Linked DNA regions of Mus musculus: region 1 is linked to region 2. A link is a loop called in an ENCODE intact Hi-C map of the cell type or tissue named here. Cell type or tissue: left cerebral cortex. All regions are shown on one strand. Links, peaks and the distances in the headings refer to the core of each region. The heading gives the core; the rest is flanking DNA.

What was found. A loop is a pair of places that touch in the nucleus more often than their neighbours do. Peaks named below come from ENCODE experiments on the same cell type or tissue, not always from the same donor. Only the 100,000 strongest peaks of a DNase experiment are listed, where the experiment ranks them.
Region 1: a loop joins it to region 2, with 1.9 times the contacts of the local background. A loop is called at or near these places in 6 of 42 quality-filtered maps.

What each region holds. Positions count from the first base shown.
Region 1 is chr15:57,905,809-57,917,930 of GRCm38, forward strand. Tbc1d31 (TBC1 domain family, member 31) reads left to right here and starts at 6,391. Exons shown (of 21, transcript NM_001081396.2): 1 at 6,391-6,583; 2 at 10,162-10,308. The coding sequence starts at 6,507. In left cerebral cortex, for the core only: a CTCF peak has its summit at 6,138; DNase peaks (open chromatin) are centred at 6,315, 7,190 and 9,243; H3K4me3 peaks cover 1,601 bases; H3K27ac peaks cover 648 bases.
Region 2 is chr15:58,015,991-58,028,112 of GRCm38, forward strand. It overlaps 9130401M01Rik (RIKEN cDNA 9130401M01 gene), which reads right to left. Exons shown (of 6, transcript NM_029418.4): 5 at 9,284-9,416; 6 at 6,280-6,573. The coding sequence ends at 6,376. Among named protein-coding and RNA genes, the nearest start is that of 9130401M01Rik, 12 kb to the right of the region's middle. In left cerebral cortex, for the core only: a CTCF peak has its summit at 7,123 (motif pointing left); a DNase peak (open chromatin) is centred at 7,100.

The DNA.
Region 1 (12,122 bases), core at 1,842-9,841, 110 kb before region 2:
ATACTTGAAATTGACCCCTCCCCTTGGAGTGCATGCACAGAATACATAGAAAATGAGAGATGCTGGATAGCAGTTGAGATGCCACAACCTGGGAGACGAGGGGTTAGGTACAGCTTTCTTCTAGGTCATCTCTACGTGGGTGGATGGCTTCTCTGCACACTTCTCCAACTGGGGCACTAAACCCCGGAACAGTTTCCTGGATAATTAACACTTCCCTCAATCAGAGTGTCTTCCTTCCTTATAGCAATTACAGGGGCTTTACTCCTGGTTTACTAGCGTCCTGTTGTGCCTGATTGATGGCTTGTCCTCTGAGCCCGCAGATGCTGTTAGAAGCCTGTGAGGCGGGCTAATTATTCAGTGCCACAGGAAATATTTCCAACATCCTGACTTGGGAGCTGGAAACTGCAGAATGTAATGTTGAAGGTTTAGCCTTGATCAAGAGAACTTTCCTGAGCTGCTGTGTATTAATGCCCCCAATAGCGTGGGTGGAGGATCATTTTTCTGTCTGGCCCAATCTAAACTAAGTGCAATGGCCCATGCCTTTAATCCAAGCACTCCAGAGACAGAGACTGGCAGATCGAGGCCAGCCTGGTCTACAGAGCAAGATCAAGGACAGCCAGGGCTACTCAGAGAAACTCTGCTTTGAAAAACAAAACAAAACAAAACAAATAACAGCAAAAAGAACCCCTGCCCCCATCTATGTCACCAGTTGTCTTCTATGTGGACACGGACTTCCTGCCTGTCGAGATAGGCAGTGCATTTCTGCCCCATCCCGGGATACTGTACAATTTCAGCTTAAGTGCCAAATCCTTTCCATTCTACATGAAATGTCACTCTTGCTTGCTTTCGTGCATGTTTTATGAGAACACCTAGGCATAAATATTCAATCCCTCCCCCTCTCTTTCTCTTGTTTCTGACTCATCTGAAAAAAAGTGGGGGAAGTGGCCCATATCATAATTTGCCTACAGTGGCTTCTGCCTCTCTCCACCCTCTCACAAGGTCACAGAGCTGAGTCATCAACGGAATGAGAAACATTGCCTGGTTTTGCATCAGCTGGCAGCCAGACACAGACCTTGTACTGATGAAACACAACTGCTTCTTTCCCAACGTCAGCCTTCCTACACAACATATCAGTGTCAAGACAGCTGTTGCCTGCTTGCAGTGACTTGTTCAGTGACTGCCCTATCCGATTCCAATTCCACTTCAGTCTTACTGGGGATGACAGGCCCTCCCCTCCCCCGTCTCAAGCTCAGACTCCTTATTTTTAATTTTGTGTATATGTTTTTGTGTTTTATAAAAAGACAAAGAGAGGAGGATGGTGGATGTGTGGTGAGGTATAGAGGAAGGGGGTGCCTTGGTGGGCCCATACTGAGGCATCTCTTCCTCCTGAGGGACCAGTTATGATATAGTATAGAATAGAGTTTATTCAGGCTATGGGAAGGGGAGTTAAGAGGGTAACAGAGGCAGAGAAAGGCAAAAAGAAAGAGAGTAGAGAAGTAGAGACTGGCCGTGAGCACATGGAGCAGGGTGGGTGGGGAGGGAATTGGGAGAGAGAGGGAGCAGGAAGGCCAGGGCAAGAGAGAACAAGAGAGAGAGGAGGGAGCAAGAAGCTCCTTTTATAGTGAGTCAAGCCTACCTGGCTGTTGTCAGGTAACTGTGGGGCGGAGCTTAGGCACAATGCTAACAGTGCACATATGACGGATGCACGTGCATGTGTGTTCTTGTTCACGTATATGAGTGTGTGTGTGGTGTGTGCATATGTGTGCCATTGTGTGTGCATGTAGGTCGGAGGACAGCCTCTCAGGTGTCAGTCTTTGCCTTCTACCTTGTTTGGGATAAACTGTCCTTACTTCTCCCTGTTAAGTAAGCCAACGAGTTTTGGTTATTCTCTTGTCTCCACCTCCCATCTCACCACAGGAGTGCAGGATTAGGTCTCACACCACCGTGCTCAGTTCCTGTTCTGGTTTGGGACATTCAAACATGGGTCTTCATACTTGGATGGCAAAAGGTTTACCAGCTGGGCCATCTCCCCAGTTCAACCCTTAAATTCTTTTAAGTGGACACTCCCCACCCACCCCCACTCCCCAAAAGACCCCCCCCATAGACAAAAACAGGGATTTCCATTAGATCCTTGGCATAAGAGTCAAACACCATCCAATGGCAGCTTGTGCATTTCTACCGTCTGACTTGTGCCTGCCTGCTTCTTGATCCTGCCATGTGTTCAATACTAACAGTTGCTGCTCTTATTGTTGCCAAGGGCAGTTTTGCAGTATGAATGTGAAAAGAGATGGGTTGAGGGTTTATGGGAGGAATAGAGTGCTGGCTGGGTGCATGCCTTTGTACTCTTGCGTATGTAGGCAAGTGTCAAACTCAGTAAGTAGTCCAGGCTAACTGGCCATGGAGACCCTGGGATCGATCTGCCAGTCTCTGCTTCCTCAGGACCAGGATTATAAATGTGTACCTCCATGCCCAGCCTTTTTGGTGTATCCTGGGGGTTTGAACTCAGCACAGCAAGCACATTTCCAGTTGAGCCATCTCCCCAGTTCCATAGGAAAAGGTTTCTTAAAGATGATTCCCCAAATCCCCTCCAAATATGAAACACTGATAGGCTGATCTTCATTAATATCATGTTTGACAAACAGCCTTTTTAAAAAGTGGAAAAACAAGCCACAGACTGAAAAAAAAATATTTGCAAAGCGAATATATGTACAATGAAAAGCTTGTACTTAGGATTACATGAATGAGTCTCAAAGCACAATAATAAGAATTCAAACAATCCAATTAAAAACGCATAAAGGATTCGAGCAGATACTTAGCAAGAATTCACATAGAACACAAATAATTGCATAAAGAGATGCTAAGCCTCATTTGCCATTTCAGAAGAAGAAATTAAAATCGCCATGGATACTGCAATATCCTCAGAGTGGCCAAAATGACAGATTCATTACCAACGAGGAGCACCTGGACTCCTGCTTTGAGGTGGTGTGTGTGTGTGTGTGTGTGTGTGTGTGTGCGCGCGCGCGCGCGCGCGCGCGCGTGTGAATTACCACCCATGTGTGGAACACATCTGCCAGCCTCCTGAAAAGCTAAACTGATGCCTGTCACACAAGGCAATGGCTCCACTCTCAGGAACACCTCCCAGAGAAATAAAAGAGTGTTCATAACAGCTTTACTCGGGAGAAGAAAAACCGGAAACCATGGTAATGTTCATGAATGATAAACAGATCATACGGATATAATAGAACACCACTTAGCAATGAAAATGATGACTAACTGGTGTCCCAACAAAACAACTGAATCTCTTCATAACAATTTCAAGCTCATGGTATATAAAAGAATCCAAATGGGGCTGGTGAGATGGCTCAGTGGATAAGAGCACCGGACTGCTCTTCCGAAGGTCCAAAGTTCAGATCCCAGCAACCACATGGTGGCTCACAACCATCCATAATGAGATCTGACTCCCTCTTCTGGAGGGTCTGAAGACAGCTACAGTGTACTTACATGTAATAAATAAATAAATAAATAAATCTTAAAAAAAAAAAAAAAGAATCCAAATGAAGGAGAAAAAGGAGGGGGTGAATAAGATTCCAGTTATATAAATGTCTAGAAAATAATTAATGTGAGGGACAGACAACATCCAGCCGTGGCAATACACCAAGTCGGATGGGGATAGAAAAAGATCACAAAGAAGAGACAGGAGGGAGCCGGGCGTGGTGGCGCCTCTAAGGGCTCTGAGTACCATGGGAATCATCATTAATGTTACTGTTAATCTTTGATGCTTTGTATACATTAATTTTATTGGTGTATAAGACACATGAAGAAAGCTGTTGCCGGGCAGTGGTGGCCCATTCCTTTAATCCCAGCACGTGGGAGGCAGAGGCAGGTAGATTTCCGAGTTCAAGGCCAGCCTGGTCTATAGAGTGAGTTCCAGGACAGCCAGGACTATACAGAGAAACTGAGTCTCAAAAAAAAAAAGAGAGAGAGACAGGAGGGAGTCTTACGGTGACAGATATGTTCATCCTCTTGATTTGGTAGTAGGTTCACAATGAGTACTTATGTCAAACTTACACAATTATATACTTTAAATATGCAAATTAAGAATATATATAGAGTGTGTATGTGTCTGTTATTGACTAATGATCCATAGGATTTTTTTTTTCTGAGCCAAAGTAAAATTTTGTGGCTCAGGCTGGGCTCCAATTTGAAATCACCCAGTCTTAGCCTCCCAAGTGCTAGTATTATAGGAATGTGTCATGCTGCTGACCAAACATTTCTTTTGTGGTTGCTTTTTTTGTTGTTGAAAATCATGGGGCTCAAGAACAGAAGGATCATGCCTCTCTTTTGGCTTTCCTCTTACTTCAATTTCCTAGGAAATAGGGATAATAGTAGCACCTATCTGTGGCAAATCAAATTCTTTCCCCTCTCCCCTCATATATGTCTACATACTACTCGAAGTATGCGTGAAGCCTAGCAAACATATACATAGACAGACAGACAGACAGACACGCACACACACGTGCGCACATGCACCAATCTTTGAAGATGTAAGTTAAGGAGTTTCCGGCTGGTGAGATGGCTCAGCAGCTAAGAGCACTAACTACTCTTCCAAAAGTCCCGAGTTCAAATCCCAACAACCACAAGGTGGCTCATAACCATCCGTAATGAGATCTGATGCCCTCTTCTGGTGTGTCTAAAAGACAGCTACAGTGTACTTACATATAATAATAAATAAATCTTTTTTTTTAAGTTGAGTTTCATCTAAGAATATCATTCTGGACTATTCTTGTGAACCCTAAATCCAACTGTAACTGTCCATAGTAAATGGCAAGTCAAGCTCTGAGACTTAGAGAGAACCTTGTGAGATACCGACTCAAATAGCCTTGCATGAGTGCCCCAAAGGGAACAGGAGACAGAAGCAGGTGTGGGTCAGAAGTGCGGCTGATCTATGTTAATGAGGGAGCAGTTGTAAGAAGCTTACTGAAGCTGACAAAGGGCAGAGGCTATGTTACAAGTGTCATTACAAATAAATAAATAAATAAACCAAGTACCATTACATGCCTCATTAACAACAAGAAGGAAAGACATACATACACATCGGATAAGTCTTTGGCAGAGCCTGACTATGTCTGGATACACACCTTAAGTCTCAGGAGTCATACACACATCAGATGACTACAGCTCAAAACCGATCAGGAGAGAAAGGTCCTTTCCTAGCAGTGTGGTGAACTCAAGTCGTGTTCCCTTAAAAATATTTACACTCTCTTTTGAAAACCTCATTTAATTTTTACTTTAAGATTTTTCATTTATTTTCATATATGAGAAAAGTAAAGAGATATTTGCAACAAACAAAAGGTGGCTATCCCAGACAAAGAAGAAAATCTTTGTTGCCAGACTCTGTTGACACGGAATGTTGAGAGAATACATTTCTGGTCTTTTCATTTGGTTTTTGGTTTTTCGAAACAGGGTTTCTTTGTGTAACTCTGGCAATCCTGGAACTAGTTCTGTAGACCAGGCTAGCCTGACCTCATAAGATCTGCCTGCTTCTGCCTCCCAAGTACTGGGATTGAAGACGTGTGCCACTACTACCTGGCATTATTTCTGTTTTATACGCCAAACGTGGACCGATTTCATTAGAAATCGACTTGCAACTTCATACATCACTGAAGTGGAGTTAAAAGTATTATCTAAATTGCTTCTCTGTGAATTAAGTGCGTTGGCCTGTTAAGCACGCGGGACAGCCACACGTAGTAAGCACTAAAGAAACACTGAGTGAATTTTGCTAAGTGAAAAAGATTTCCGATGCCAGTGCAGCTGGTTCTTGACGTTTTTTTACTTTTCTAGATTATGAGGAGTGGGTTGCAAACCATAATGTGGGAGCATCTTGTAAATTTACGCAATTAAAGCGTGATGAGTATGGCAAAAAATAAACAAAAACAAACCAAACAAAGCGGAATTCATTTAGGTCTGTGGAGTTCTGCCGTGCCTGTAAGTTCTAGGAAAGGAACTCCTCCATTTCTCAACGAACTTGTCTTTTGCATCTTTGTTATTTCTATAAATCTCTTATTCTAAACGCAATAGAGAACGAAATGCAGGAGGCAGCAAGCTCTCAGGAGAAAAACACTTTTGGTGTCTGTTTGAGCCTATAGGTGTCAGAGAATTGAAGTCCCAGACTTGGTTTTCAGAAAACTACAACTCCCTGAAGCCTTTGGGTCGCAGAATTAGAAGCCTCAGAAAAGGGGTGGAGTCTAGAGAGAAGCCGTTGGTTGTTTCCATTGTCCAGAGTGGAGGGACCACAAGAGCGGAGGTGGGCGGATCCCCGTCCTGATTGGTTGTAACTAGAAGGGGCGTCCCCCGCGTGATTGGCACAGTCCTTGGGGGCGGAGACCCCGCGGCGGCCGCTCGAATTTCCCGGGTTGGGCGCGCGGGGACTGCTGGGTAGCTCTCGGGACGGTTACCCTCACCGGGTCAGCCGCGGATCGGAGTCGGGGTAGGGGTCGGGGTTCGACATGCAGAGCACTGACCTGGGCAACAAGGAGAGCGGCAAGATATGGCACCGCAAGCCATCGCCAGCCACTCACGACGGGTGAGGCCGCGGGCTGTGGAGACCGACGAGGGGGCGGGTCTGCGGGAGACTGAAGTGGGAAGCGTGGAGGAGGAATGCTGGCCCGGGGATTCTGACTCTGGCCGTGCGCTGCATCCCTGGGTTGGGACCTCAGGAGGAGCAAGTAGCTCCGGAAACCGTAGATTGCAGTTGTCCCAGAATCTGGTCCCTGGTCACGGTGAGAGGCAGGCAGGAGAAGGCTCTACGACTTGTGCAAAAGAATTTGCAGTTCAGCTGAGTGCCAGGACTCCACCTGCTTTGATTTATTAATGTCTATTCCAGTTGGGGGGAAAAAAAACTCCAGGAGGTGATGGGAGCAAAGAAAGCAATGCACATCTACCTTTCCAAAAGCCGATGCTCTCCATCCTTAAGTCATTCATTACATTGCACACCTGTAATGTTGAGAGCCTAGTGTGGGCCAAGCACGCTTTTCACTATGGAACAACGCTGGAACAAACTTAAGTTCTGCAGTGAGTGTTGCAGGGCCTGTCATTGGTGCGGGGACTTTTACCCGCCTGTGCTTCCTTTTATTCTGTTTGGAGTAGCGGGTTTAACACGCAGCCTCTTGTGTGACGTCAGTGGGAGTCTTTGCCCCCTCCCCCATTTGTTTTGGTTCCCATGGTGCCTGCCTAAGCGATCTTGGTGTTTCTGATTACCTACGTTTGCGTGGACTGCATAGTATCACTTGGGTTCATACCTCGAGGTTTGTTTCTCAAGAGACTTTTCTATTTATCTTTTAGTTGCTTCCCTAGAAATCAGACTAAGTGTTTTTGTAAGCTGAAAGCAGTTATAAGTGGATCAGCCACTTATTTGACTAGCCAGCCAGCCACTGTGGTTTCTGGTGGCTGTCCACCCTTTATCAGTGCTATTCACCCGTTGACCTATTGAATAAACAATCTTGTCAATAGTGGAGATTCTTCGGCGTTTTCCTTTCAGCTCGGAAAGCAGTTTTGAGCCAGGACAGCTAAGTTGAACCAGCCAGCAGAGCTCAGAAAGAACTAAAAAGGGTGAGCTTACTCAGCAGTAAGTCTCAGAGGTTGAGAACATTCTAGGTTTAGATTAGGTTGTCCGGAGGCTAGAAGCTTTGGGGACTAGGCCTAGGTTAAGAAACAAAAGGCAGTAAGCCTCCAGGATGACAGTTATATCAGGAGAATAAAAAACGTGTGTGTGTGTGTGTTGATGTGTGTATGTATGTATATATGTGTGTGTGTATGCATGTGTGTGTTGATGTGTGTATGTATGTGTGTGTGTGTGTGTGCATGTGCATGTGTATGTGTGTGTGCATGTGTATGTGTATGTATGTATGTATGTATGTATGTGTTGATGTGTGTATATGCAGGTATGCTTGTAAAGCCCAGAGATTAGCATCGGCATCTTCCTTAAGTGCTCTTCACCTTAGTTTTTGAGACATAGACTCTGACTGAACTTAGTGCTCATCTCTTTAGCTCCAGGGAACTGTCTATGTTTCCAACGCCCCGTCACTGGGGTTCCAGATGTGGGCCACGATGCAAAGATTAATTTTTGTCTTTCAACACCATGAAACTCCATAAAGATGAACAGCGTAAGATTTTTTTTCTATATCCCTGATCAATCTGTTTAAAAAGCTCTATGTTTAGACAAACAGGAAGAAAAATAATTTTTTCCACTGCTGAAGATTCAACCTAGGGCTTTGTATATCTTAGGCAAGTGCTTTACCAGTGAGCCCAAGAGGAAAATGTTTAACCCACTTATCAATGTAGCATGTAGCATCTTTCTGTAAGTTTTGAAAATGAGATCTTAATTTGGAATATCAGAACTCAACATATAAGGAACTAGGGAAATGGCTCAGAGCTTAAATGCATTGGCTGGTCTTACAGAAGATCCAAGCTTCATTTCCAGTATCCACTTGGTACCTCCCAACCTCCTATAATTCAAGTCTCAGGGGGAATCTAAGACCCTTTCCTAGCATCTGCAGGCACCAGGCCTGGCACAGTGCACAGACTGCTCAGTCAAAAGATAAATCATTTTTAAAAGATTCATACGCAAAAGATAAAATTTTCATGATTAAATACTATTCTTGAAATAAAGGAAGGAGGCTAGCCAGAGGGCTCAGAAGGTAAGGGAGCTTGCAGCCAAGCCTGATCTCTTGAGCTTAGTCCTTAGGTACCTTATGGTAGGAGAGCGCCAACTCCCGTAGGTTGTCCTATGACCTCCACATGTCATGCATGTGTGAGCGTGAATGCACACACATAAAGTCATTTTAAACAGGGTGGGATTGTGCTGGTCTTCAAGATCAGAATGACGATGCATGATTTCGTTTCCCCATCTTTTGTTTTTGAGATAGGATCTCACTGTGCAGCCGAAGCTGGATTTAAACTCAGTTTTCCTGCTTCCACTTCCTGAGTCCTGGGATTATAGGTGCGCATCACTGCACAATTCTGTAGAATCAAGAAACCGTTTGGGGCTGCAAGTGTTTTTTCTCACATTTGCCATGTGCACGGCATGGTATATTTGTGGAAGTCAGAGAACAAGGACAACTTGTGGGTATCATGTCTCTCCTCCCATCACTGGGGCCTACGGGATTAAACTCCGGTCACCAGGCTTGGAGCAAGCATCTTTGCCTGCTGAGCCATCCCACTGGCCCAGTAAGTTTTCTAAATAGTTTTTCAGCAGATGTATGGCACAGGAATTCTCCAAAAATAGTAAACTTAGACAAGTATCACTGTGCATTCTGTACAAAGTTTGCCCGTGAAAGTAGTGCATGATGACGAACAAATATATATCAAGTCTAGAAAAGCAGAGTGGGCAGAAACTACCCCGTGTTGCTCTTCTCCACGCACAGCAAGCAGCATTTATATTTATCCATCTTTCCCCATGTATACACCATTTCTTTTGCATATTTATGTTAATTATATGTTTGTTTGTGTATGAGTAATTTAAAGCTCAAGGTTAAAATGGTTGAATTTTCCACATAGCTTTAGTGCATACTCTATGTATCTATAGGATAATATTGAGGAATTAACTCCACTTCTTACCATTGGAGTAGAAGTCTGATTCATGGGTTTTCGAAGAATGATGTAAAGCACTTCACTGGCATGGAGTGAGCGCTGTGAATTATAGGTCAGGTTCAGGGACACAGCGATGAACATGTAGTCCTTAGAACACGCACTTGCCAGGGCACTGTGGAGGTCTCAGAGGTGGAGCTATAACTCACGCTTTGTGGAGCGTTTTATGTCACAGAAAGACTCTCCTATCCCGTTGCCTATTCGTTGTAATGCTGTTTGTATGTGCCTTTTTACTGTCGTCTTTGCCACTAAACTATAAGTGACAAAATAACCTTGTCTCCATTATTCCTAGTGTCTGGCTTCATCAGTTCTGACATGAAGTAAGTTTTCTAGTATCTAGTGAATAAATGAATGTTAGCTTTCTGAACTGTTTAGAAATCCTTCTAAGACTGATTCTAGGGACAAGAGGAACATCGGTAGGAAGGATAAGCAGGCAGGAAGCCTTCAGTAGAACCCAATACATAAAAGCCGGTATGTGGTGTGGAGTGTAACGTTTAGATGGTTGTGTTTTGACAGAATTATAGTGAACATTGTTCACAGCACTTCTGAATACCATCCCAAAGTCTTGCGGTTTTTGAATGTGGCTTTTGATGGCTCAGGCGATTCCTTCATTGCTGGGGACCATCAGGGAAACATCTATGTTTTTGACTTGCATGGAAACAGGTAAGCAGACGCTTTCAACATGTGCCTTATTACTTAGGGAGTTATCGTCGACTATTCCAGTTACTTACTGATGACGTACGAAGCCCGGCTGAGTTCTTAGAAAGCGACTTTAAGTGCTGGTGGAAGAGTGGAGGACTGGCTGGTTTACAGGGTGGCTGGCAGCTCTGAGTATTCTTCCTGACACCGGGTCTTATTGTGTCCCAGGGTGGCCTCTCGACCCTGCAGTGGTTCTACCTCAACCTCCCCATCGCGGGGAGCCACCAATCCTGCTAGCTTGGGTTTTTTTTTTGTTTTGTTTTGTTTTGTTTTTTCATTGCAATTTCTATATTGTATTTTATTTCTTTTATGTGTGTCTGTATGTGTATGCATACATAGCATGCCACAGCTTGCATGTGCAGGTTAAAGGGACAGCTTCCAAGAGTCAGTTGTCACCTTCTGCCATGTGGGTCCAAGGGATTGAAGTCATGCCAGTTAGGCGTAGGGGCAAGCACCTTTCCCCACTGAGATAAAGTCCTGCCAGCCCTGCTCGCTTTCCCTTAAATTTAAGTTTTCATCCCTGCTCATGTGTCATTAAGTCCTGGTACTTTGTTAGTTGATTTAGAAACTTGGTTTCCTCTGAACCTTTTTGTTACAGTGTACTAGATCCAAGAACCACAAGGAGTTGGAGTCTCCCTCCTTCCTTTCCTCCCAGAAGCAGTTAAGTAGGATTGAACACTAAGTATCTATGGCGAGGGGAGGCCAGGAGACAAAGTAGGAAGGGAATGTGCTGTACATCCAGCAACAGTCGCAGGATGACTGCTGGGGCAAGTGTCACTGAGGAGGAGTTAGTTTAGAGAGCCTTGATCAAATCAGAACACACTGGGAAAATAATACCGCACGAGGACTTCAGGGAAGGAGAGGAAGAAAGCTAGAGTGAACCCTTCCGTTTTAGATTAAAGTTGGCATAAACTCTGGGTTTGCACAGAGATAGAAATAAACACAGACATCTATGTGAAGAGGAACACCTCTTTCCAGGTGTTGTCCCCTCAGAGGGCCAGGACAGTGTGCCAGGAGCAGTGTACAGACCTTGGGCTCAGTTCTTAGATTCTAAGAACTAATCATTGGTAAAAAGAAACCAGAAGCCCTTGCAGAAATGGCGGGTTTCAGTATAGGAGCAGGCGTGCTATAGGATGAACCTGTAACATTTCATAGACAGAAAAATTATTCCCAGAACAATAAGAATGTCAGGAAGCCAGCTTTCGAGAGTACCGACAGCGGAAATAATTTGAGCTGTACTGTAAGTACTGAGAGTGCTGTGTCATGCCCCTGATGCCAGTCACGACCCGTGTGTTCCTGCTGTAAGCAGCGCTTTAATGCAGACGGGGATGTGGCACAGTCAAAACTTTTTCTCCCTACAAAATTCTTTATTTTATCTTCCAATACTGGGGCTTCAAACTCAGGGCTTTACACAGGTAAGCATTCTGCCACTGAGAAATCCCCAGCCTCACCACAAAATCCTAATTATAGAAGAAACAGAGTAATGGTTAAAGTGAAGAGACTGGCACACAGCATGCCGGTGGCCAGATGCGGTAAAAAGCGCACAGTAGTTCTGTGTGGTTCTTGCCAAAGACAGAACCCAGATGCAGCCAGATGGAGTCATTCACCAGCTAGTAGGGACTTTCACTAACAAAACTTGTCCTGGAACTGTCACCAAGGTCACAGTTGAGAATGTTGGAAAAGGGAATAGACCCTCAGATGGAGGGAGACTGGAGAGACATGGTGGAGGCATGAGTCTGCACCCATCCGCCTCCTGTCAGGCCACTGCGGGACACCTG
Region 2 (12,122 bases), core at 2,509-10,508:
TAGCCAAATGGGCAGGAGAGGAACAAAGAGGGTGTGAACATGTCCTCCCAGGGGACAGGACAGGCCTGGAACTACTGTGCCATAAATACCATGCCTGGGGCACCTCAACAGCAAGCAATTTATACTCTTACAGATCTGGAGTCACAGCTCAAGCTACCACCTGAGTCCCAGAAGGCTCCTGCCCTACACCACCTGTGGTGATCCTTAGCTTGGACCAAAAGGCACAGAGGAGACTGGTAAAGCACACCTCTCGGTATCTCTGTCAGGCTTTTCCTCACGTGATTGGTTCCAGGCGGGCTATGATCAACCAATGCTTGACCTCACTGAAGGATGTACGGCACCAGGAGAGCCTCGGACCATTCCCAGCATGCTCTCTGCTCTCTGTCGGCCTGCGGTGTAAGACGTGAACCTTCAGCTGCTGTTTCAGTCACCATGGCTGCTCCTCCTTTCTTTCTGCCATCTGGAAGCATAATCCAAATAAACTTCCCTCGAGAAGTTATCTGGATCATGGTTTCTTGTCACAGCCATAGGAGAGCAACTAACAGAGGGCATGGCTTTGAAGGAGTACCTTGCCTTGGCCTCAGCCTCTCTCTCTCTCTCTCTCTCTCTCTCTCTCTCTCTCTCTCTCTCTCTCTCTCTCTCTCTCCTTCCTGACTGCCATAAGGCTGTTCTATCATATCCTTCCACTGTAATGTTTTACCTCACAGAAACCACACCAGCTTACTATACCCTGTAACCTCTAAAATCCAAAACACAGTCTTTTTCCCTTAAAGGTTTTTTTTTTTAAAATAGGAATTTTGTCACTCACAATTACAAAAAAAAGAAAAAGGAAAAGGAAACCCACAAGATTACTTCACCATGCATGTCCCTGAATACCCTTCCGCGTATACTCGTGGAAACGGAAACTGGAGTGGGAGTTTAAGGAGCTGGAAATGGGAGCAAGATGATAAGCGGGTGAGCTTTAACGGTTTATGTTATGTGTTGACATGACTAGACTGTGGGATGCCCAGTTAACTGGGAAGACATCATCCTAGGTGTGTCTGGATGGGATTAACTGCTAGACGTGGGAAAGCAGAGATCCCTTCTTACTGTGCTCGGGCTTCATCTAGTCAGCTGAAGCCAAACACAATAGAAAGAGCCACCCCTCCACAGTCGAGACAGGATTCCTCCAGTCTGTTGGCCTTCAACCTAAAGCGCTAATTTTTTTCTTTTTTAACCTGACCTAAAACAGTTCTCTGGCCTTGAGCCTGTGGCCTACACCTAGAAACTACACTGTTGGCTCTTGAAGAAGGAGCCTGAAGATCTTGGGACTTGCCAGTCTCCATTATCATGTGATCCAGTGTTTTTATTGGCCTTTTCGTTCTTTTTGTCTTTCTCCCCATCTCCGTCTCTTCCTCTTCTCTCTTCTTGGTTCTGTTTCTGTGGAGACTCTTAACTAGTATAGATTTTGATACCGTGGATTTAAAGGTCTTGCTTCGAAATAGTCACATTCTAAGGTACTAGGGTTAGGGCCTTCCTTTCCCTGGGGATGTAGGGCAGACCTCTTAGTCACTGACTAGCAGGCCTTTGATGGAGGTTCAGGTGCCAGAGGAACCCTGGCTTATCCACCCCAAGGTGCTTTTCCTACCTTTGCCACTTGGCTCCCTTCCCCCCAGAACCTGGACTGATCTGGATCCCGTCCCTCTCCAGCCCTGCACAGGGACAGCTGCGAGCTGAGTCACCACAGCCAGGTCTCTTCACAAGCTGCAAGCTGAGTCACCTCAGCCAGGTCTCTTCACAGAGCATTCCCTGATTTGAAGTATGTCTCACTCTGCATGGTGGCACCTGTCTGTAATGTGAAATAATTAATATAATAACATAATATAACATAATATAATATAATATAATCCCAGTTCTAGAGAAGCTGTGGCAGAAGGATCAGGTTTACCAGCCTGGGTTATATAACAAGTTCCAGGCCAGCTTAGGCCTTGTAGCAAAGCACTATCCAAAACAAAGCAAAAATGTATCCCCACCAGCAGCAAAAGGGTTACTTCCAGCAGCTATTCCTCAAATACACAGTGGCCCTGAAGCTAAAGGAAAGACCCAGGGCTGTCCTAAATATGAATCATCTCTTCCTAGTCGGGTCAGGGACGCTTCTGCCAGAGACAGAGCCAAGAGTACTGCTCTGGGAGTCCCCACTGTCATGGTAACACATGTTACTATAGATCGAGACACATGTCGGAAATCATCACCTTCCTGAATGTTCTATTCCACATTCTGCAGGGCTGGGCCCGGGAGGCCAGACCTAACTGCTGCTCTAGAGGGCCTGGCACATGTGTTCCATCTCCAGGAGACAGCAATATATTCCTGACTCAAAGAATTGGTATGCTGGCACCAAGATCCCAGAGCTGCCACGCTATGTTCCCTGAGCGTTCTTAGCCTGAGGGAGAAGGGCAGGGAGACAAAGCTGGGGCTGAGGAAACACAGGTGTTGAGGGATAAAAGTGAGAAGCCGGTCACACATTAGGCAGGAAGACCCTGCCAGGCAGTGGACATGGGTTGAGGAAGAGTCTGGTCTGCCCTTTCAAAAAGGAGGCCGCACCAACACTGGACCAAAGCCTCGTAGAATGAAGCCACCCAGGACCTACGAGGAAAAAAGAATAAGGGAAATACACAGTATCTTCTACCCACCTCGGGCCTCCAATTCCCCCATGCTCGCCTCCAGCCCCGCCCCCCAGCTCCAAGGGACAATTTGGGAAGGTAGAATTGAGCTGCGGGTCACTGGCCTGTCATTTGGCCTGCTCAGGGAATTCCCGTTAAATTTGTTGGGTCCAAAACACTAACCTAGGTTAGATTCAGCCAGAAGACAGAATCAGGGAGGGAGAAACAGCCATATGCCCGCAAGGCTGCCCCTGATGTGATGGGTGTGCAACCCCGCAGCAGCAGAGCTTTGCGGGGGTGGGGGTGGGGGGGTTATTTTCCCCTCTTTGCTTCTTTGCTGGTTCGCTTGCTTTCCTATCAAGCCCCAAAGCCCTAGAAAACCGGGTGCAAATTATTTTCTGAGATTACATTTTTTGAGAAGGCTCCTGTTTAAAACCATCTCTCTGTAAACATTAGCTTGTATTCATTTGCTAGAGGTGTGTATGACCCACGATTTCCCCAAAGCGAAGCTCATCTTTTATTAAATGTCATACTGCACGGGTGTTGGAGACATCTGTGACACGGGTGGCTTGGTTCAGCAGGAACTGGCTTCTGAGTTATAAGCCCTCTGTGCCTCAAGTTGGTACAGAGACTGACCCTTTAGAAGAAAGGTGGCAGTGGGGAAGCTGGGCTCCACCAGAAACGGCAAACAAAAGAGATGGTCCTGGGACGTAGGATCCCGGTAGGAGTATCGTTAATACTCCCTCCCTTAGCCGGGCAGTGGTGGCGCAAGCCTTTAATCCCAGCACTTGGGAGGCAGAGGCAGGTGGATTTCTGAGTTCAAGGCCAACCTGGTCTACAAAGTGAGTTCCAGGACAGCCATAGCTATACAGAGAAACCCAACAGGAGCAGTGTAAACACAGTGGGCAGGGAGGCCACCGGGTAGGACTTCACAGCCTTCGGGGCAACTTTGAGAATGACCTTGACCTTGGTAAGATCGTAGCTCCAATCTAAAGTTTGTAGATGTATAAGAGTGTGAAAGGCCGAAGACATTTACCAGCTCAAATAACTAGTAGGACATCCTGTTTGGGAGGAAGGGCTGAAGTGAGGACATCTACGAATATAGCTGTCCATGACAGCTTATCGTCATTGCCAAGGAAAGAGGATCTGGAATCGAAACTGAAACTCATGCTGAGTGTGTCCTGCTGCTAAAAGAAAGGAGAAAGTGAGCTGAGCGCATGCGAGCGCGCATGTGTACACACACACACACACACACACGCACACACGCACACACGCACACACGCACGCACGCACGCACGCACATATGTTCATCTCCCTCTGCTTCCTGACTGCAGGTGCAACCCGACCAGTTACCCCAACCCCAGCTACCAGGTCTTCACTGCCATGATAAGACTGTGCTCTCAAACTGTGAGCCAAAAGAAACCCCTCCTTCTTTCAATAGATTGCTTCCTGTCAGGTATTCGGTTACTGCAACGAGGGAAGTAGCCAACCGAGCGTCCCACCCTTGCTGGAGAGCAGACACCCTCACCTGTGTCACCATTCACTCACTTCCCAGTGATTCACTCTTTGGCAAGCAGGTGATGTGTGAGTACACAGGGACGCCTCCTCTCCAGCAGAGTCATTGTCCATTCATTACCTTCCCCATCTGTCCTGGAAATGCTGTGGGGGAACTCCAGTGACGAAACGCAGGCGCCCTGTCCTCCCGGTGCCCCTCCCGCCCTCAGTGACAGCTGAGGCTCTGGATGTCAGTGATCTTGGTCCTCACATCAGCCCTGCACTGACTGAAAGGTGAGGTAGGAGTGAGCTGTACACAAGACGTGGAAACCACCAGGCCACCGGGTGTGGGTAGGAGGTCAGGAGGGAGACCAGAGAACTGGAGGCATAGAGCGCAGGTGAAGTCCACAAGGAGCAAGGATGGAGCTGCGCCCGGGGCTGGGAACATTTCCAGGAAAGCCAGATAACCAGGGCAAAGGGGCTCGGCCTCAGAAAGAGAAGAGGCAGGCAGGCAGGCATGTCAGCTTCTAGGAAAAGCAGAAACACCAGCAATTATTTAAAAAGCCAATGTTTAGTGGGGACCTGTGAATTAGCTATCTGATAAAGATGGAGAGGGGGGGTACCCTTAGAAAGGCTAATGGGAAAGAAATGTGGACAGGAGAGTTCCAGATGGCCACAGCTACACTGTGAGGGGCATGGTAAGCCATGTTAGTTTATGTCCCTGAGAGCAGTCCTCTGCTAGACCACCGGCTCCAGCCCATGTCTCCTAGGAATCACACAGTGAGTAGCAAGTAACATAGCTCAGGAAGGGATGGCTGGACGGGTGCTCCTTTGCTGACAGGTTCCAAAACCGCAGCGCCTGTTAATTGTGGTCCTCTGTTTCCCGTTTGAGAACCTGAACTTGCACTTGCTGGTCAAACTGACCAACTCCCTGAGCGTCCTCACTCAGCACCGTCAGCCCCTTGTCTGAGGGGAGTGAGGGGAAGGATCAAAGAGGAATCCTGGGGGCTGCACCCGTTGTCAAGGGCTGGAGTCATCTCTCCATGAAAGTCTAAGTAAGCAACAACACAAGGTGAGGCTCACCTTATTCCTTCCACTACAAAGAGTAATTCTGTCCTGGGTAATTCCTTGAGTAAGAAAATGGCCCTTTGTACATGCAGAAGATGTTAGGGACTGTGGTCTATGTGGCTAAAGGAGACAGAGATCTGGGTTGTCCCTGGCTCCTGCGTCTTTTGAGCAAATGCTTGTTCCAGACATCTTTCAGGATGTCTGCATAGCAAGAACAGGAGTCCAAGAGGCAGGCACACACATCATTCCAGCAGCCTGGGCTTCCTAAACCCTGTAGGGCAAGTTGGCATGTGTAAGCTACAGGAGGCAGTGTTGCACATTCCGTGGGACAGGATGCATCCGTGTGTGCCCACATGTACAGCCAGCCTCCTTAGGACCTGGAAACAAAAGCAGCCAGCGCGGATACTCTCAGGCTCATCTGGCTTGCTGGTCCTGTAGGGTAGGAATCCGGTCTCTGACTCAGGAGTGTCCCATCTTCTGCCAGCATCCAGGAAGCCTGCAAGTAGGCTAACACCTGTTTGCAGTTCCTGACTCAGCCTATGTACTCTTAACATGCCAGCATTCTTTGGTCATTCCTAACGGATACACTTGAGCAATTGCTTCTTGCAACATAGTAACTGTTTTCAATGGACCCAAACAATTTTAAAAAGTCTTTTGCTAAGGCTTGAATAGAAGATATCCTCCCTGTTGACTATCTAAGACTGTTGAAGTCCTGGTGCCCGGCTGGTGGGTACTACACGGAGAGAGTGGGAATGTTAGGTGATGGTCTAGCTGGAAGCAGGTCACTTCGGGCATGTCCTTGAGGGCGGCATTGTTTCAGACCCTTCTCTGTCTCCCTCTGCTTCCTGGCCACGGAGACTGAGCCTTGCTCTTTGAAACCATCAGTCTCCATCAACCCTTAAAGCTGCTATGTCAGCAGCAGCAACAGCAAAACCTAGCACAGCCTCTGCATTTACATTCCCAACAGGTGCCTGCGAACTTGGCAGAGGCCTACAAAGACAGCACTGAGGGCGTCAAGGACACAAAACAAACAAACAAACAACAAAGCTGAGAGCAGCTGAAATTACCTGGGAGAGAGTTTTGTATAAACAATATAAAGAATCCTCTTTATTTGAGCTTTCCATGATTGCACAGATCTAAGTAAACAAGGATATTCAGGTTCGGGATTGGTTTCCTAAGCGATGATCTCAACCTCCACGTGGAACTGATTTCCCAAGGGACAGAAATGGTCTTTGATCTTTCTGAACCACTTGTCTTCAAACTCTTTGGAGGACGCAACCACCATGGCAGTCAGGGCTCCGGGGCCCACACACTTCACCTCCGAATGAAGCTCCTCTTTTATCTTTTCTGGGACAATGTCTTCCCCCATAGCCTGTATCAGCACGAGGAGAGGAAAAAACAAAGCATTATCCCAGTCACAGAGGCAGAAAACAGAGATCATTTACCAGCTGAACGGCCTTTCACACTGAAGCCCTGAGGGAGGCGCTGCACCACAGGAGGGGCCCTGGTCCCAGTGTCAGGGATGCCACCCGCCTTGTTTCCGTTCTCATTCTCCGAGAATCCTGAGTCCTAAGATGGCAGCTGTTCCGCCTGGGCTCCGGGGAGCACTGAATCAACCTTTCTGTGCCAAAGACTGTTCTGAGTCTGACAGTGTAGCTGTGGGCTCCTCCCTCCAGGTGAGAGGCTGGGGCTGAAAGGTAGGGGCAGAGCTCAGACAGGTATGATGTGAGACACGAATCCATATTGCCCAGGTTCCCCCAAGGAAGTTGAAGACAGTGAAGATCCAAGCAACAGGTTGCTATGTCAACCTCTTTCAGACCTGAAAAAAACACCAACCCTACACAGCCAAGGGTCTCTCAGGGCCATAGCACATCCCCCTAGAGGCACAATACTGCCCCCTCCTGGTCATAGTTGCAACTGCAGTCACACAGACTCAATCCCAGGATCGATGAGACAATTCAAACTTAAGTTCCAAGAAGCCTTTCTGTAAGCTCAGTAAGTGGTCCTTTGGTAATGAGTAGCAGCAGCGAGGAGAAGGAGGTCCTAACAAGCTTTCAAAGCGTGAGAACTTACACATCAGCCAGCAAGAATGCTGGACAAGGCACTCAAGACACTAATTTATGGCTCCTCCTACATCTAATGTGGCCATGAAAACTACAAGTACAACCAAAGAATGGCTCTTCACAGACTACAGGCTTAGTGTGTGTGCACACATGTGTGGTGTGTGCTTGTGTGTGGCATATGCACCCTTGCTTGTGTATACCAAATCCAAAGGAGGAATTCTTGAGTCACCCTCTGCCTGATTTCCTTGAGATGGTTTCTTGCTGAGCCTTAAACTGGCTGTTCAGTTAGGCTGGCCAGCCAGCAAGCGCACAGGACCCACCTTCTCTGTCCCAGTGCTAGGGTTCCAGGTATCTGCAACCATGCCTGGCTTCTATGTGGAGGCTGGGGATTAGAACTCAGGTCCTGGGGCTTGTGCTTGCAGCTAAGAGCTTTTCCCACCGAGCCACCTCCACAGCCCCACATCACACAGTCACCAAGATGCTGCGCTTCTTATTAAACCTTACTAATTCATCAGCTCTGGGGGCTTCACTGCTGCACTCAGTGTCTCTAAAGTCGTGACCTGATATGTCACATGTCAACAGCGTGACGTCTTCTTTCAGCAGCATCATAATGACATGACTCACAAAGGCTGGCTTCTCGGGTTTTTACTTATTTAGAGGCATCTATGTCATTCTGGCTGGCTTCAAACTCACTATGTAGACCAGGTTGGTCTTGAACTCACAGAGATCCACCTGCCTCTGCCTATCACGTGCTGATAGTAAAGGTATATGAAAGCAAGCCTAGTCTAAAACACTAGAAGTCATTATCTTAAAGGCAGTTCCTTGGGAAGCTGAGCTTCCACTCTGAGGCCGGCCAGGGCAAAACAGTGAGAAGCGGTGGCCGAGGGATTGTCAGACAGTAAAACACCCGCCTTATGTGCCTGAGGACTGCTTTTGATCCTGGGAACCCGTGAAAAAGCATGCATGGAGGTAAGCCCCTGCAATCCCTGTGAAAACAGATGGGAGGCAGAGACAGGTGGGTCCCTGGAAGCTCCTGAGCAGGGCCTACACAGCAAACGCAAAGTCAACGGGGGACCTGGCCTCTCCCTCACCTCCACACACGTGCATTTACCCACACATTGAAAGGGGGTGTTGGGGATCCCTGAACATGGGACACATGTAAAGTATCACGGGAGGAGAACACCACGGTCCATACACTGGATTAGCAATGGAGCTCACTGACACGGCACACATCTGATTTTAGCATGCACAAACCTAAGATTAAATATTGAATTGCAATGTTGAATATTGAATTGAATTGCAATCTACAGCTCTAACTTCTCTGGAGGCCACAGAGGTCATTGTACTGGGAGCAGAAGAGCTGAAGCACACAGTCTCCCACTGCTATCCTCAGCCGTGATCTTCACAGAAAGCCAGCGACAGAAAGGGCTGGCAGAGGCTTAAAAATGGCATCTGCACCTCTCTGTAGACATCAAGGTGACAGGGTGGATGGAGCGAGAGGACACTTCTCATGGCTGGCCTATGCTGCCTCTGGCCCTAACCTCAGGCAGCTGCATCCTCTCTAGGCCTCCTCCAGCCCTACCTGTCTTCCCCATCACTGCTGTTAGGAGAGGAGGAGGGAAGCTACATAAAGTCCTGCTCAACTGCGGACACTCACCCATTAGTGTCAAGTCCAGCACCATGGCTAGCTCGGTGGAATACTGATTGCCTAGCATGTACAGGTCCTGGGCTCAAATCTCCAGCGAAAGACTTATTACCCAGTGAATTCCACATTGAAACAATGTGGAAATATGGTGGGCATGTTACTTAGGATGCTCATGTGGGCAGGCATGAGAATCAGAAAGCAGGGATACAGCAAGTGAATGACGGAGGACCACTCTGGTGACTTGGAAACCCAGAGGCACACAGTGGAGGGGGACAGAGGTCCTTCACAATGAGATGAGATCTGGTTTTGTTATGGGAACAGCACAAAATCACAGTGACGCTCGCTGCCCTCTACAACCCCGAGGGGAACCGTACCTCCTCCATCAACAGCAAAGTATCTTCCCTAAAGTTGAAGTCCTTCACTTTCCCTGCAATTTCCTGCTGAGTCCTCAAGTTCTTCTCCAACGCGAATGATGTTTGCTGAGACTGGGCGAGCTGAAGCAGGAGCCTGAGGAAAGAGAAAGTCTCAGTGGGAGAGGCTTTGCTATAGGGACCTGAGCCACAGGGCAGCAGGGAGCAGGAGCTCAGCCAGAGCTGGGCACTAAGCTGCCAGAAGTCCTGCTGGCCTCACTAGCATCATCCCTGAGTGCCTACAGCTTCCATTCTGAACAGCTGCCTTCCTGAGAAAGGACCAGGTCAGAGGGCTGACACAGCTATCAGGTAGCTGAAAGCAAAAATAATTCACTCACTGAGAAGCAGCTCAAAGCCAGCCCAGACACATAGTCTGTTCCTGGGATGCTGACATCTGCTGTCTCCACAGAGCCTGGACCTCAAGGTGTGCTTAGCTTTGCTGGCAGATATGAGTACCAAAACAGGGTCAAACCTCAAACGGCCAGTTCACAACCGCCTTACTATGAATGTCCCCAGTGATCCTAGCCTGGTGTCTCCACTCACTCTTCTGTTCTTCTGAGTTCAGCCCCCTCTCCCTAATGAGGGGCTCTGGCTGGGCGTTCCAAGGGCATCACGTTCTCAGTACATCAAGCTGCAGTCATTCATCTCTTTATCCTGCATCTGCCCTGCCCATCCACTGGCATGATCCACCTCAGCGAACAGCGCCAATCCGCCCCTGCACCCAGGGCACCCAGTCTCCTCCTCCTTTTTCTTCTTCCTCCTCCTCCTCCACCTCCTCCTTCTCTTCTTCCTTCTCCTCTGTTCCTCTCTCTTCCTCATCTCTTTTCTTCCTCTTCCTCCTCTTCCTCTTTCCTCCTCCTCCTCCCCCTTCTCTTCTTCTTCCTCCTCCTCCTCTTCATCCCCTTCCATACCTTAGCTGGTCACCAATCCCATCTATCCACACTGCAATGACGCCATGCTCTACTTTTACTAGTACTGCACTATCGCAGGGCGGATCCCACCTGGTGATCATCGCCTCTCCACTCGTCTCTCCAACAGCTCCAAATGGCCTCTTCTAGCCCACCTTCCCTCTCTGGATCACAGCTCAGATCACACTCCAACTCAAAGTTTATGACTATTCTCTGGGCCTTCAAGAGAAGGATGGAATCTTTAAGATAACACCTAAGCCAGGGTGGCAGCACATGGCTGTATTCCCTGCACTGGGAAGGCTAAAGACAGAGCACGAAAGTTCCAGGCCAGCCTTGGCTACACAGTGAGCACTGCCTCAAAACCAACCCACAAGGAGAAATGGTAGAGTCTCAAGCTAATAAAAAGCCAGACACGATGGAAGTGCTCTTACTGGCATTTACCAATTGCTTGTCACAGACCATGCAGCTTCAGTGGGTTGAGGTGACTTTACCTCCACAACCGCAGGCTGTAGACATTTCCCCCATTCCTCCATCCAGCAAGGGGAGGAACCTGGAGCTCAGAGTCCATAACTGTGCAAGGCCAGACAGCTGGCCATCAGAGCATTCCAGACTCATGCGCTCCACATCAGCCATTACTCAGAGTCCATTAGAGTCAGAGCTGGCTCAGACCCCGTGATCCCCTTGCCTGGGACTGCGGCTCACAGCTCCCTTGGGCTTCTCCCACATTGCTACTCCTGCCACCTGTGGTGCTCTGCATGAGACTGGCTCACACAGGGAGGCATTATCTCCAAGGATTGGGACCTGTGGCCTTGTTGGAGTAGGTGTGACCACTCTTTAGGAACTGTAGGAAGTATGTCACTGGGAGTGAGTGGGCTTCGAGGTTTCAGAAGTCCAAGCCAGGCCCAGTGTCTCTCTTCCTGCTGCCTGCCTAAACTAGAATTCTCAGCTACCTCTCCAGCACCATGTCTGCCTGCACACTGCCATGTTGCCTGCCATGATGATAATGGACTAAACCTCTGAAACTGTAATCCAGCCCCAATTAAATGTTTGCCTTTATAAGAGTTGCTGTGGTCATGATGTCTTTTCACAGCAATAAAAACCCTACCTAAGACACCACCAGAAGATGTGACTGCTCCTAGGCCTTTTAGCCAAGCTTTCTCTATATATATCACCAAGCACAAGAGCACACCTTCCTCACCTGACGAACAGTACATGGGTGAGCAAGACAACACAAAGAACTGCGGACTGCACAGACATAGGACTTTGGGGCCATAAGCTGATCTCAGCGTGCAGCCCCAAATCACAAGGGACAATACGAAGGAGTGTGGACAAAGCACCCAGTACCTGGTGGCCCGCTGCTAAGCACTCATCCCTGGGACATTCAGTGGGAGCACAGCCCCAGAAAGGCTGGTTCTTCCTTCGGTTGGTCTCCATGGCGCTCTGCTCACACTAGGACATAGCCCTCAGCAGCTGTGTGCCAGTCCCTGCCTACATGTATATTTTCTTCAGCACAGTGACTGCTGCAAGGAACGAGTCTCGTTTTTGCTTTTTTTTTTTAAATCATCTTTATGATCCTTGCACCAAGCAAGTGCCTGGCATATGTGAATAAAAGGAAGTCAGTAGGCATGGTGGCACACACCTTTGATTCCAGGCCTCAGGAGGTAGAGGTAGGTGGATCTTTATGAGCCAGGGGCTAGCCTGGTCTACATAGTGATCATGAAACTCCTGCCTCAGGTTCCCAAGTGCTGAGATTCTGGGCCTCTACCAGGCATTATGAAGTGTTTTAATATTCGTTCCTGTCCTGTTGTGGTTTGGTGTTCATTTCCCAGATGGCTGAGTTTTCTCATATTAACAGGACATTAGAAATCCTCGTGTCCATTTCTTAATCACTGTAA